2 separate regions of the Homo sapiens genome follow, and region 2 is linked to region 1. Evidence: chromatin contacts called from ENCODE Hi-C or POLR2A ChIA-PET data. All regions are on one chromosome and are shown on one strand. Each heading gives the region's core, a stretch centred on a gene start or an enhancer-like site at or near the end of the contact. The rest is flanking DNA. Distances are from core to core; before and after follow the strand shown. Region 1 holds the start of ZBTB40 (zinc finger and BTB domain containing 40). Region 2 overlaps ZBTB40 (zinc finger and BTB domain containing 40).

Region 1 (6,296 bases), core at 1,962-4,461:
TCCTCCTGTATAAAATGGGGGTAAAAATGTTACCTACTTCATTAGGTGGTTACAAGAATTAAATGAGATAATTTAATTAAAGGGCTTGGCATGGTACCTGGAAGAAAGAGTGAGATAAATGATTGCTATTATTAGCAGGAGAAGTCGTGGTGGTTGTGTTATTTCTTTTTTTCTTTTTAAATTTTTTTTTTTTGAGACAGTCTTGCCCCGTCATCCAGACTGCAGTGCAGTGGCGTGATTTCGGCTCACTGCAACCTCTGCCTCCCAGGTTCAAGCAATTCTCTTGCCTCAGCCTCCTGAGTAGCTGGGATTACAAGCCAGCACCACCATGCCCAACTAATTTTTTTTGTATTTTTAGTAGAGATGGGGTTTCACCATGTTGGCCAGGCTGGTCTTGAACTCCTGACCTCATGATCCGCCTGCCTCGGCCTCCCAAAGTGCTGGGATTACAGGTGTGAGCCACCGCAGCCGGCCGGTTGTTATTTCTTACTACGGCCAGGAACATGTTTTGTTGACCTCAGTGTTCTTGGCATATAGTAGTCACTCTGGAAACAGCTGGCAGTTTAGCAGAGGCACCTCGGGCATCTTACACTGGGTGGTGGCATGGGAACACTCTTTTCTAAAGTAGAAAAAAAGTTGAAAAGTTCTCAACCCTCCCCCTCAAAGTCAAGGTTTGGGTCCTTCTGGTGATCGGGAAGCACAGGTTATTTCTCCGCAGCTGTCGAAGCTCTGTGGGGAGATGAGGCCCTTACAAGGTCTAGAAGGTCTAGCCATTGTCTTCTTATTCTTCCATATCATGACCAGCCAGAAGCCAGAGCCATTGCTCTCCATGACAGTATGTCGTTGTTCATGAACTGTAGGCAAGTCAGCCCCATGAGAACTTCTGTTAATGCAAAACCTTAAGTAAATGGTGATGGGGAAACTGCAGCCACTGATCCACTGACTGTGGATACATGTGTGGGGTGTGTTGGGAGATGTCTAAAACAATCCCCCCAGGGAAAGATTCCTTTCCATATTTCCTAAATATTTTATAATAAGCATGTATTCATTTAAAAAAAGTTATAGAAAGCCTCTTCTTTGTCACTGCTGTCCCAATAACTGAGTACACTTGGTGGCCACTTTTCTTTTGCTCTCTTCGTTTAGTCCCTATAGGATTTGAAGTCTTGTTAAGTGGAACAGGAGGGACAGATGGTGCCTGAAAACTTATTCCTATTGAGACTCCTGAGCTTCAAGCCATCTGCATTCACATACAGCACATTGGCAATGATACTGTTTTTTAAAATCCATTAATTCGATAAATATTTCTCTTTTTTTTTTTTTTGAGACGGAGTCTCGCTCTCGTTGCCCAGGCTGGAGTGCAGTGGCGTGATCTCAGCTCACTCCAACCTCCGCCTCCCAGGTTCAAGCGATTCTCCTGCCTCAGCATCCTGAGTAACTGGGATTACAGGCACCTGCCACCATGCCCAGGTAATTTTTCTATTTTTAGTAGAGACGGGGGTTTCACCATGTTGGCCAGGCTGGTCTCGAACTCCTGACCTCAGGTGATCCGCCTGCCTCGGCCTCCCAAAATGCTCCCAAAATGCCCAGTGGCTCACACCTGTAATCCCATTAACTCGATAAATATTTCTAGAGCACCTACTATGTGCCAAGCACCCTTCTAGGTGTTTGTTTGCTAAATCTAGCAACCCTATGTTCCCACTAAAAGAGAATGTGAGGCTGGTGGAAATGAGGGCTTAGGAGACACAACAGCTGTAGGCGTGGTTCCAGTTACTACAAAAGTGACTAAATAACAGCTACAGTAAATCCGACCCTGAATGTAACGGTGACATGAGTATAATAGTGAAAGTGACTAACTGGGCACAAGGGTATGAGGACAACAGTGTACCCTGAAGGGGCCTGTTAAATACTGGCTTGACTGTGTGGCAGCAAAAGTGGCTGCATGACAATGACAGTGAAAACAACAGAAAGGGCAACAGCTGGGCAAACAAAGTGCTATTTTGAACAGAACCGTTTGAAGTTTATGGTCAATGACGGTAGCTGCATGTCAGACAGTGACAGTAAATATGATCGACCGGGAGACAGCAACAATGCAAGTGACAGTTCTGCCCAGTAGATTGAATTTGTGATGTAAAACGGTGATGGGGTGAGTCAGTCAGCCAGAGACAGCTCTCAGAACGACTGAATATTGACATTGCAGATGGAAAAGGTATAACCACAGAGGAAGCTGGACATTGCACTAAGATGGCTGGATTTGGGCACGTAACTGTCAGGGACAGAAAAAGTGGCTGCATGTCAGTGACAGGGTGACTGTGTTCAGTGGGCCAGCGCGGAGGTGACTCAGTTTGTTACTGCTGGATCTGATTTAAATGTTTGTGTAAGGAAGGGTGGCAAGGGGACGCTTCAACAGGGAACGCATAGTGTGTGAGAAGGAAAATGAGCAAAAGAAAAGCTAGGACTAAATCCCAAAGCCCCTAAATCCCAAAATTGGGAGGTGCGAGAGGCAGGATCAGGATGCCTCCAGGATGCCTTCAGCCCACTGCGCCCCACCAGCGCCAAGCCTGTCCCACAAAGAGTGCGGGCTGGGGACGCGGCTCAGGTCGCCTCTCCGCCTCGCACGTGAATGTGTTGTTTTGGAAAAACGAAGCCTTTTGTGTTCACTTCCTTGCCCTCCTTTGAAACAAAATCCTAATCCTAGAGCTGCCGGAGCGAGACTGCGGAGCTCCATTAGAACTTTCCTTAGGGCCGGGCATGGTGGGAGGCCGAGGCAGGTGGATCATCTGGGCTCAGGAGTTCGGGACCAGCCTGGCCAACATGGTGACATCCTGTCTCTACTAAAAATAGAAGAGAAAAAAAAAATTAGCAGGGCGTGGTGGCGCGCGCCTGTAATCCCAGCTACTCGGGAGGCTGAGGCAGGAGAATCGCTTGAACCTGGAAGGCGGAGGCTGCAGTGGGGCGAGATCGCGCCGCTACACTCCAGCCTGGGAAACAAGAGCGAATCTCCCATCTCAAAAAAAAAAAAAAGAAAAAAACTTTACTTAGGAAGTGTGGGGAGGGAAGGAGGGAGTGGCCAAGGTCAGAGGTCAGAGAAGAGCCTAGCAACCAGCCGGCCCCCGCCGTCCTAGCATAGGTGGAGAGCGAGCGCGTGACGCAGGCCCCGCCCCCAGCACGTGACCGCGGCGCGTGGGGCAGGTCGGGCCGCCCCCTCCCCTCTGATACCCATTGCGCGCCGGCCTCAAGATGGCCGCCTTCTGGCGTCTCCGGCGCTGTTGAATGGCGAAAGCTTTATTGTTCCCTTCGGGCAGGAGTGTTCGTGTCCTCTATGGCGCTGTCAATAAAGAACGGCAGTTTGAATCGGTGCTGAACAGGTAACCATAGAAACGGGGCTGGGACTCCGCGTGGAGACCCTTCCTGCAGCGGGGGCCCGGGTGCGCCCTAAATGAGGGGTGTATACAGACCCTTCCGCGTGGCGAACTCCGCGGGACTCGGCCGAATCACGGCCGCCTCACCTACACCCCGGACGTGCCCCCTCCAGGGGCGGTCCGCACCCCTGGCGCCGGCTCTGCTGTAGACTGCGGAGGGGAGAGACCGCGGGGACCCACTCAGGGCGCCAGGCCCGACCTGACACCGCCTGGGGCTCGCTGTCGCCCCGCACCTCCCTCTCGGCCCGTCCGGAGGCCTCTTGTCGCTGTCTCACTCCCCCTCCCTTCAGGTCCCTTCGCCGGGCGTCAGCGGACTATGGCCTTGGGCCTAATCCATGCCCCCCTTCTCTCTTCCCCTCTCGGTCTTTGTTTACAGTTGCAAATGGTTAGGGGGAAGAATATTTCATGTAATTTGCGAAAGTTCTATGAAATCAAGTCCATAAATGAAGTTTTATTGGAACACGGCCCTGTTCATTGTTGATGTATTGTCTATGGCTGCTTTCCTGCCAAGAGGGCAGAGCTGAGTAGTTGCGCAGCCGTTGCTTGGCTTTGATCGGCTGGCTCACAAAGCCAGAAATATTTCTGTCTGGTCCCTTACAGCAAAAGTTTACTGACCCCTGCCCTAAACACAAGGAGATTGGATCAGTGTTGTCATTCAGCTATTCCTCTCGTCGGTTCTTCTGGAGTGGGAAAAGAGTTAAAACTGCGCGATGCACCGAGAGCACTTTAGTTGACAGAACACTCTGGCTTCCCTTCTGGTCTTACTGACTATTCAGAGTTTCTCCTGCTTTGAATAGCGTTGGTACCATGCAGCCAGTGCTGCAATGAACCAGGTGCTTTATTTATATTCATACAAGTGTTGTTCTACTTTATGACGACGCTTTATAAGTAAGTATGGTATTTCCATTTTACAAACGAGGAAGAAATTTGTTCTGAGTGGTTAATATATGTATAGGTGTACTAGGTTATAGGGCTGCCAAATTGAGCCTGTCCCTGGGAGCCCCCTGCCTGATGGCACCGGTCAAACTGCTTTGGATTTTATTCTTTCAAGTCTTTTCTACCTGGAATTGTTTGTTCTTCCCTGGAATTGTACCCAGATCTTTGTATGGTTAATGGAGATTTAATTACAATCTCAGTGAAATTTTTTTCTACTTAGCTAAATCATCAAACTTCTGCCCCTCCTTTCTAATATAAACACTTTTCTTCTATGTCAGTAGTCCCCAAACTTAGCTATTCATTAGTGGTTTAACAAATGGTTTCAGAACACCCCATGCATGTACGCATGCATTCATTAATCATTTAGTGTTTGTTGAGCACTTACTGTGTACCAGAGACGTTTCAAATTCCTGGAAATACAGTGGTGAACAAGACAAATATGATTTCTGCCCTTCCATGGAATTTAAATTCTATGTGGGGCTTGGACAAGTGGTATACAGGTAGACAAAGATAATTTCAAATACAGCTGTAATAGCATCATCATAATAAAATTATTAGTTGCTATTTACTGAGTGATTATTTTGTGCCAGGTACTGTGCTAAGTGCTTTATTTATATGGACTATCACTTAATCCTCACACCAATACTATGACATAAGTAGTATTAATATTACCATTTTACGCATAGAGGAAACAAACTCACGTCGGAGAGATGTTCGAGGTTACATAGCTAAGGCATTCAGCTGAGAGCTGAAGCTAATCTGATCACACTGAACACCCTGTATTGTTCCATCTGTTTATTGTCTTTCCTACTAGCTTAGGAGGTCCTTAAGGGCAGGGACCACACCTTACTGTTGTTATCCTCAGCTGCTAGCCAGTACCCACAACCTGGTGTTTGCAGGTAAATACCAAGTAAACAAATCTAGGTCATTCATTGAACAAATTTTTATTTTATTTTATTTTATTTATTTTTTTGAGACAGAGTCTCGCTGTGTTGCCCAGGCTGGAGTGCAGTGGCACAATCTCGGCTCACTGCAACCTCCGCCTCCCGGGTTCAAGTGATTCTTCTGCCTCAACCTCCTGAATGGCTGGGACTACAGGCATGTGCCACGACACCCGGCTAATTTTTTGTGTGTTTTTAGTAGAGACAGAGTTTCACCATGTTGTTCAGGCTGGTCTTGAAGTCTTGACCTCAAGTGATCTGCCCGCCTCAGCCTCCCAAAGTGCTGGGATTATAGGCGTGAGCCATCGCGCCCGGCCTCGAACAAATATTTTAGTGTCTCCATGTACCAAGCACCACTGTCTAGGTCCTGTGATTACCAGGGTGAGCAAGATGGACCTGGGGCTCTGTTCTGGAAGCTAAAGCCTAGTGTCAAGACAGTAAAGAAATAACAAAGTTATTCCAAATTGTGGCAACTGCTCTAAAGGAAATAAAACAGCACGGAGAGAGACACTAACCTGGGAGACTCACTTTTTATCTGGGTGGTCAGGGAAAACCTCTCTTAAGAAAGGCAGTTTAAGCTGAAACTTGTTGAGTGACAAGGAACCAGTCTAGCAAGAAGGGGAAAGGGAGAGACGAAGCTGGGAGGAAGAACTTTTCAGCAGGTTCAGAGACTAAGGTGGGTAACAACGTGAGATGTTGGAGAACTCAAAGGGAGTCACTGTGCTGTGGTTCACTCCTGTGCTCAGTCCCTGGCCGTGAACCCAGCTACTACTGAGAGAACTGCACGCCCAAGGGCAAGTTACAGATTAGTTATCTGACCTGGAAAATGTGGATAATGGTGCCTCCTCAAAGGGTTGTGCAGATTAAATAAGAGAAACTGTATTCATAGCTATGGTATTTTCTTTTTGTTGTTGTTACACATATTGCTGAATAACCAAATTTAGCTCCAAATGGAAACTTTATAAAGTGCTAACTAATAACAAAAATCCAGAAATACATT
Region 2 (6,296 bases), core at 984-3,483, 78 kb after region 1:
TCATCTCCATGTGAAGGGCTCACTGTTTCTACCAAGGCTGTGCCTGTATTAAGGCTTTTCCGTCCTGGGAACTGTCAGTCTGGGAGAGCTCTTGATCTGCAGGTGGCAAAATGGCACTGAATATCCCCTTGGCAGCAGAGAAAACCCACTGAAAGATCGTAGAGTGGCACATGCTTACAGGGCATTGGTGCCAAGTCCAGTGGATGAGAATCCAGCCCCTCACAAGCTGTGGGATGGGGCTTGGGAGTTGCAGTGAATGTCATTAAAATTTCTTCCAAAACAAAACTAGAAATAATTGCTGAGGGCTTATAGGGAAGTGATTTAAAAAGAAAAAACAAACAACAACAAAAAAAACTCTTCGGAATAAAGAGGGCTGTAAATTTTGAATTCCAGTGTCAGATCCTTTCAAGCACTGAGAAATTCTTTCTCAGGTTTCTTTTTTTGGGGGAGACAGGGTCTTGCTCTGTCACCCAGACTGGAACACAGTGGCACGATCTTGGCTCACTGCAACCTCTGCGGGCTCACGCAATCCTCCTGCCACAGCTTCCCAAGTAGCTGGGACCACAGGCGTGAGCCACCACTGCTGGCCAGTTTTTGTATTTTTTTTTTTTTTTGTAGAGACAGGGTCTCGCCATGTTGCCCAGGCTGGTTTAAAACTCCTGAGCTCAAGCAGTTCTCCCACCTGGGCCTCCCAAAGTGCTAGGATTACAGACATGAGCCACTACGCCTGGCCAGGTTTCTGTTGGAGACCCAGATTGTGACAAGACATTTGTTTTCTTCGGAATCACCAGATTTGCAGCTTACTGTGCCGAGAGTGGACTGGCTGCCGGGGCCCATCAGATGCCCTCTGGCCCATGGCACACTCAGCAGAAGGCACAAACCCAGTGCTGGTTCTCATCAAGAAAGAGGGGAAGGCCCTTCCCGAGTTTACTGTCTGCTCTGAGTGGGCTCCGCACTGGCTGACTGATTTTATAGTCTTGCTCTCTAGAGAAGCCCAGGCATGGATCTTATAGGAAAACTTTCTGACTCTGCTTGGCCATTTTATCCTTTTCTCCTACTTCTGCCCAAGAGACCTGAATTGCTGCCATAGAGGACAGTGTTTGTGTGGTCTCCTGAGTCCACATCGCTCGCTTCCATGGGGTCCCGGTGTTGTTTTTGCCTCGTTCCCCATAGGCTGCTGCCCTTATGGCCTCTGGACTGAACTCTGGGGCCTTTGGGGTGGTGTGAAGGAGTCTGTGGGCTTCTTGGAACACATGGATCTGTTCGGTGGGTCCCCAGACCTCTGCTCCCAGAGCTCATGGCCCAGGTGGTGAGGAGGGAAAGGCAGTCAGATTCCAGGCTGGAGTGTGATTCTGTGGGAATACTGGGGTCAGTTATGGAACAGGACTTGCCCATCATAGGTAAGTGAGACAGCAAATAGATGATTCAAGAGCAAGGATTACTGCGGGAAGGTGAGACTCCTACTGTCCACGCGCATGAGCAGAACCTGGAACCAGAGGGGCAGGGACCAGGGGTCTTTACTCATTTATTTTATGGGTAAAGAGACATGAAGAGACAGCCTCTCTCTTCTGTCTCAGAAGCTCTGTGTTTGGGAAACTTTGAGCCCAGTGAGTAGCAGGGTCTGCAGTGTGAGTACCAGGTTTCCCTGGCAATCCAGGTCTCCTCTGAGGAAGCATTCTGACTTCCCACTGACCACGGAAGGCATGTCAGCTTCATGCCTCGGGCTAGAGTTCTGATAATCGGGGCTGAGGGGTGAAAAGAAATCCAGTCAGACAGACAGTGGGGAGACAGGTCCCTGCCCTTTATTTGCGGGATCAATCAGGGACTCCCAGAAAGGAAGGAGAATGGTGAGAAGGGCCCTAAGAGTTCGTCTCTCACCTGGGGGCTGGTGACGTGGTCACCACAAGCTGAAGACAGGCTAATGGGGTGGCGGGTGTGTGTTTAAACCTCACGTGCCTGGAAGCTGCACATTGACCAAAGGAGGGAGGGAAGTGCTAACCATGTATAGAGTGGGCAGGCGGTTCCAGGGAGACAAGCAGCATGTTATTAAATTGGGCCTAGGCAGTTGGACGATAATGGAGAAAAAGCAGGGATGCTATAATGAGTCCTCCCCAAGGGTGAGTTCAGCACCCCAGCCCTGTTCTGCTTGTATCCCAGTGATACTTGGGAGGTAGGAAGAAAATGGGAGTAAGAGAACAATTTGGGGCTGAAGGGAGTGTCAGAGGCACGTTGATCCTTGTTTTGTTGTCATGGAAACTTCGGGGCTGGTGGGACTTAGGCCAAAAGCTCAGAGGCACAGCCAAAATTTAGAAGCTTGCTACTCCTACGACTCGGCCTATAAGGAAGAGAGAAGCTGTCTGTACTTTGGGGACTACATTGCTGAAGGAAAAAAATCACTCCCTGGCTAATTAAGATTGCTTCCAAATTGGGGGAATGTGTGTCATTTCCTTTACCAAGGCCAGTCATCCCTGCTTCCACCCATGGTCAGGACAGTCAGCCACTACGTGATGCTGTATAAATTGGATTACAAACCATATTCTTGTTCAGCTTGCACTAATCTATATAAATAAAATATGTACTTTGAAAAAAATTAGGCTACATGAGTTTCAAATGGACTGTGATGTTATAGACCTGCTTTCTCTTTGGTTCTGGGCCAGTGTCAGACGGGGACAGGGGTGATAGGCCTGGTGTCCTAGGGGCCATTTGTGTACCTTGAGGCCGTGTTAACATGGCCTGGGGGAAAGAAAGCTCTCCTGTCACTTGGAGTCTCATTCCTAAACCCTCCTTCCCAGGGAGCAAGTGTGGGGCAGGGTTTCAGAGCACAGGCTTTGGTGTCCAGCCTGGGTACATCCAGCTGTCCCGCTGTCTAACTGACATTGTGTGAGATGCTTACTCTCTCTGAGCTCCCTCCTCCTGGCTCCCAACTTTATTATAAAATGGGGAAAATGATTGTGCTTGCCCTACAGAATTGTAGTATGAATTAAAAGTCTGGATTTAATGTATTTAATATAGAAAATTTTAGCTTTTATTAATAAAAGTTTTTGGCATACAAGTCAACTATTCCCTGCATTCTCTGGCACTAAAGAGAATGTTCATTCCTGTATCTTTATGTAGTCTTTTTCCTCTCTGAAGCCTTAAGGGATCCTTATAACACCCACTTTTCATTTATCTCTTGAATCTCAACTGCCCCGAAAGTACAAAGTGCTGAGCAGATAGCTGTAAAATAAACTAAACCTTTCTTGGTGAACAGCTGAAAATGTCACATTGCTGGCAGCCAACAAGGAAACAAGAGCAGGAGACCCGGATGGGATGTACATGAGTTCTGCAGGAAGCACCCAGTGTTTAAGACGAGGGGAGGGGCATCAGATCCCGCAGCCCTGACGCTGTAGAGAGCAGAGGAGTTGGGGAGGTTCTATGCTCACTCCTCCTGGGACAGTTCTGGAGGAGCACAGATGGACCCTTGTTCAGAGTCCGCAAGTGTGTTTAGGAAGGAATGCTGCCCTGCCTAAGTGCTGTCTTTGGAGAGCAGGGCTGGAGCTGCCTATGTCATATTTTGGGCAGTAGTCCTGAGAGTGTCCCAGCCAGCTGCAGTGGGTAATTGTAACATACAGTTGGGCCCCAGCCACATTTGAAGGTATGCAGAGGTGAAGTGCTGCTGCAGGTCGGGTGGGATTGAGCAGAGCTAGGAAGTGGGCCGAGGGGTTCCCTCAGTGATCTTCTGGGCCAAGGTGGCTGGCTGGAAGGAGCTGAGCAGCATGGTGGAAAAGACATGGGCTTGGGAGCTTCCTAGCTCCACGTCTTACTAGACAGATGACCTTGGGCGAGTTTTTCCTGACAGTGACTATGAGAAGAAAGTTAACATTTGTAAAATATCTGACAGAGTATAGACGCTTCGTAGATGATGGCTGTTCGTGTTTATAATATTTTAGAAGGGCCTGGAGGAAGAGCTGGGGCAGAGGACAGCTGGAAAGGAAGAGCTGGGGCGGAGGACAGCTGGAAAGGAGGTACCTAATGTGTCCTTAGATAACAGGGTCTGAAACCCAGTGCAAGGGTCTCCAAAACCAGGGTAAGAGGAGGCATAAACCCAGAGACCCCAGCCCAGGCCAGAGTGAACAGTGGTACGAGGGGAACAGGATCTCCCGGGTTGGAACAGGGGCTCTCAGCTCTTTGGCACTGCAGCAGAGGGGTCGCATCTGAGTAAAGGCAGAAACCTGGGAATGTTGGGTGGGGACACATCCAGTGAGAGCAAAGGAAATGGAAAAACTAAGTCTGCAGTGATTTTTGGCTTCTCTGCCTCTTTAGTGTTCACTGTCTATCCTTTTCTCCATGGGCTTATGCTCAGGATATGTTTGGAGTGAAAGGTTAAAGGGGCTCTGGCACCATGCAGAGGTGTCCTAGACCAGGGTCTTTACTCTTCATTAAGAGATGAAGAGGTTATAAGGACGTGGACATAGAAACCAAGTTCATGTTCTCGAGAATGTTCTGCAGGCTTTTCTTCGTGCATCTGTCCTGCCTTTTGGCCTTTCACCAGGGCAGGTGTAGGTCCCATGCCCACCAAGACCTCTGTATCTCCTCCGCATACTCAGACTGGGCAGTACTCAGTGGATGCTTAGCAGATGCTGCCGACTGCTGGAGACAGGGACTCTGACCTTGGGCTCTCTCTTCCGAGGGGTAGAGGAGCTGCTTCCTATTCTGCAGCTCTGCACCACATGTTCAGTATGAGCTGTTTCTAGCCAGTCGTGGAATACGCTATTATTCCATCTACTCTCCATCCACCTCATGTCTGCAACCTTGTGAGGCAGAGCCAGCACTTGGCGGGGTTGCGTGTGCTGCTAGAATCCTGAGCTCCATCGTGGAGAAAGAACTTCCCCCAGCTTTCCCTGTCACTCCCTAAATCTGTATTCTGCGATGTCCCAAATCCATCCACTACACGATTGAAACCCTAGGTATGCAGTTGTGTATTTGGTGCCTTAATCCTCACACAGCTTCATCTCATTTGAGATTCTAACCAGTATGAGGACAGGGACCACATCCTATTTACTGCCCTCGTTTCTCTGAGAGTTAGGAGTGCTGTGTTGGGCACACAGAGGCTCTGCCAGAACCAAGTGGTACCCCTCTTGCTTACCTTCATTTCTCGGCTCAGGGAGAACCCAACTTCCACATTTTACTCTGGTCATTGAGGCTGTACCCCAAGTTACCCGTGGGCTGGTCTGTCAGAACATCCTCCTCTCTTTGTCCTCTGAGGAGAGATTAGCAGAAGGCTAAGAGCAGCCAGCCAGGCCCCACCACTCCCAGCTGCTCTGATCAAACACCATTCCTGCCGCTTCTTCTAGCTCTGGCTCCCCCGGCGCAGGCCAGAAACAGCTGATCAAACACATCAGGACAAGGTCAGTCCAGGGACCCACGGTCCCCTCCAGGGGAGATTTCACAGCCCTGCCATCAGGAGGGTCTGATAAAAATGGGCAGGGGGCGGGGAAGGGGGCCTGTGGGGCTGGCACAGGACCAAACAGCTTTTCATTTTGTTTAAGGTTGAAACCCCTGTGCTCCACACAGGGTCCACACCAAGCCAGCATTTCCAGAAAGGCAGAGCTGGAGCTGAGGAGACGGGAGCTGTGTGTGCACGTATGAGTATGTGGGGGTGAGAGAGATGTCAAGAGCACATGTGGGTTTGGGAGCATGGGATTATTAGATTGTCACAGGATGACTTAAGATCCTCCCCCGCTAAACTGCGACCCCTTCAAGGGCAAGGACTGTGCATTATCCTCGTTCTCTCTCTTACATGCACATGTGTGTACCCAGCAGTTAGCCTGGCACATCAGGTGCCTGATTGCACAGGTATGTTAGACCTGAAGTTCTGGGACTCGGTGAGGTCCTGTTACCGGGCTAAAATGGTGCCTGGCTCCCGCTCCTACAGGACTCATCAGCCAGGTAAGGATTATATATGAATGAGAAACAGATACCAAAACACCCATGTCTGTCCAGACTCAAGATCTAAAGATCCCAGCGCCTACAAATTCTGTGGGGGTTTTGGTTAGTTGGTTGATTGGTTGGTCTTTTTCATGGGTAGGGGAAGGAAGGGGAGGATTAATATTTTTTAGAAATAGGCCAGGCGCGATGGCTCATGCCTATAATCCCAGCACTTTGGGAAGCCGAGGCAGGTGGATCATCTGAGGTCAGGAGTTCGAGACCAGCCTGGACAACATGGTGAAACCCCATCTCTACTAAAAATATAAAATTAACCGGACGTGGTGTGCATGCCTGTAGTCTTAGCTACTTGGGAGGCTGAGTCAGGAGAA

Evidence for each region. Hi-C counts contacts between places; a loop is a spot of excess contacts on that map. ChIA-PET counts read pairs that join two places held with the same protein, here RNA polymerase II (POLR2A). Pooled maps may share reads with other maps.
Region 2: a map of ascending aorta shows a loop between it and region 1 (3-fold over the local background). The contact joins the enhancer-like site here to the promoter of ZBTB40 in region 1. A Hi-C loop is called at or near these places in 4 of 168 maps with a recorded cell type or tissue (aorta, ascending aorta and tibial artery) and 6 of 50 pooled maps. POLR2A ChIA-PET finds 5 or more read pairs at or near these places in 3 of 52 experiments (Caco-2, activated CD4-positive, alpha-beta T cell and activated CD8-positive, alpha-beta memory T cell).

What each region holds. Positions count from the first base shown.
Region 1 is chr1:22,448,640-22,454,935 of GRCh38, forward strand. ZBTB40 (zinc finger and BTB domain containing 40) reads left to right here and starts at 3,212. Exons shown (of 18, transcript NM_014870.4): 1 at 3,212-3,365. RefSeq lists silencers at 2,457-2,751, 3,066-3,265, 3,606-3,695 and enhancers at 3,141-3,702, 3,416-3,495.
Region 2 is chr1:22,528,103-22,534,398 of GRCh38, forward strand. It overlaps ZBTB40 (zinc finger and BTB domain containing 40), which reads left to right. Exons shown (of 18, transcript NM_014870.4): 18 at 1-3,052. Among named protein-coding and RNA genes, the nearest start is that of EPHA8, 32 kb to the right of the region's middle. Within about 2 kb of position 2,234, at least 7 of the 41 ENCODE cell types and tissues checked have a DNase peak (open chromatin) inside an H3K27ac peak, as active enhancers do; they include ascending aorta, where a contact is called at or near this core.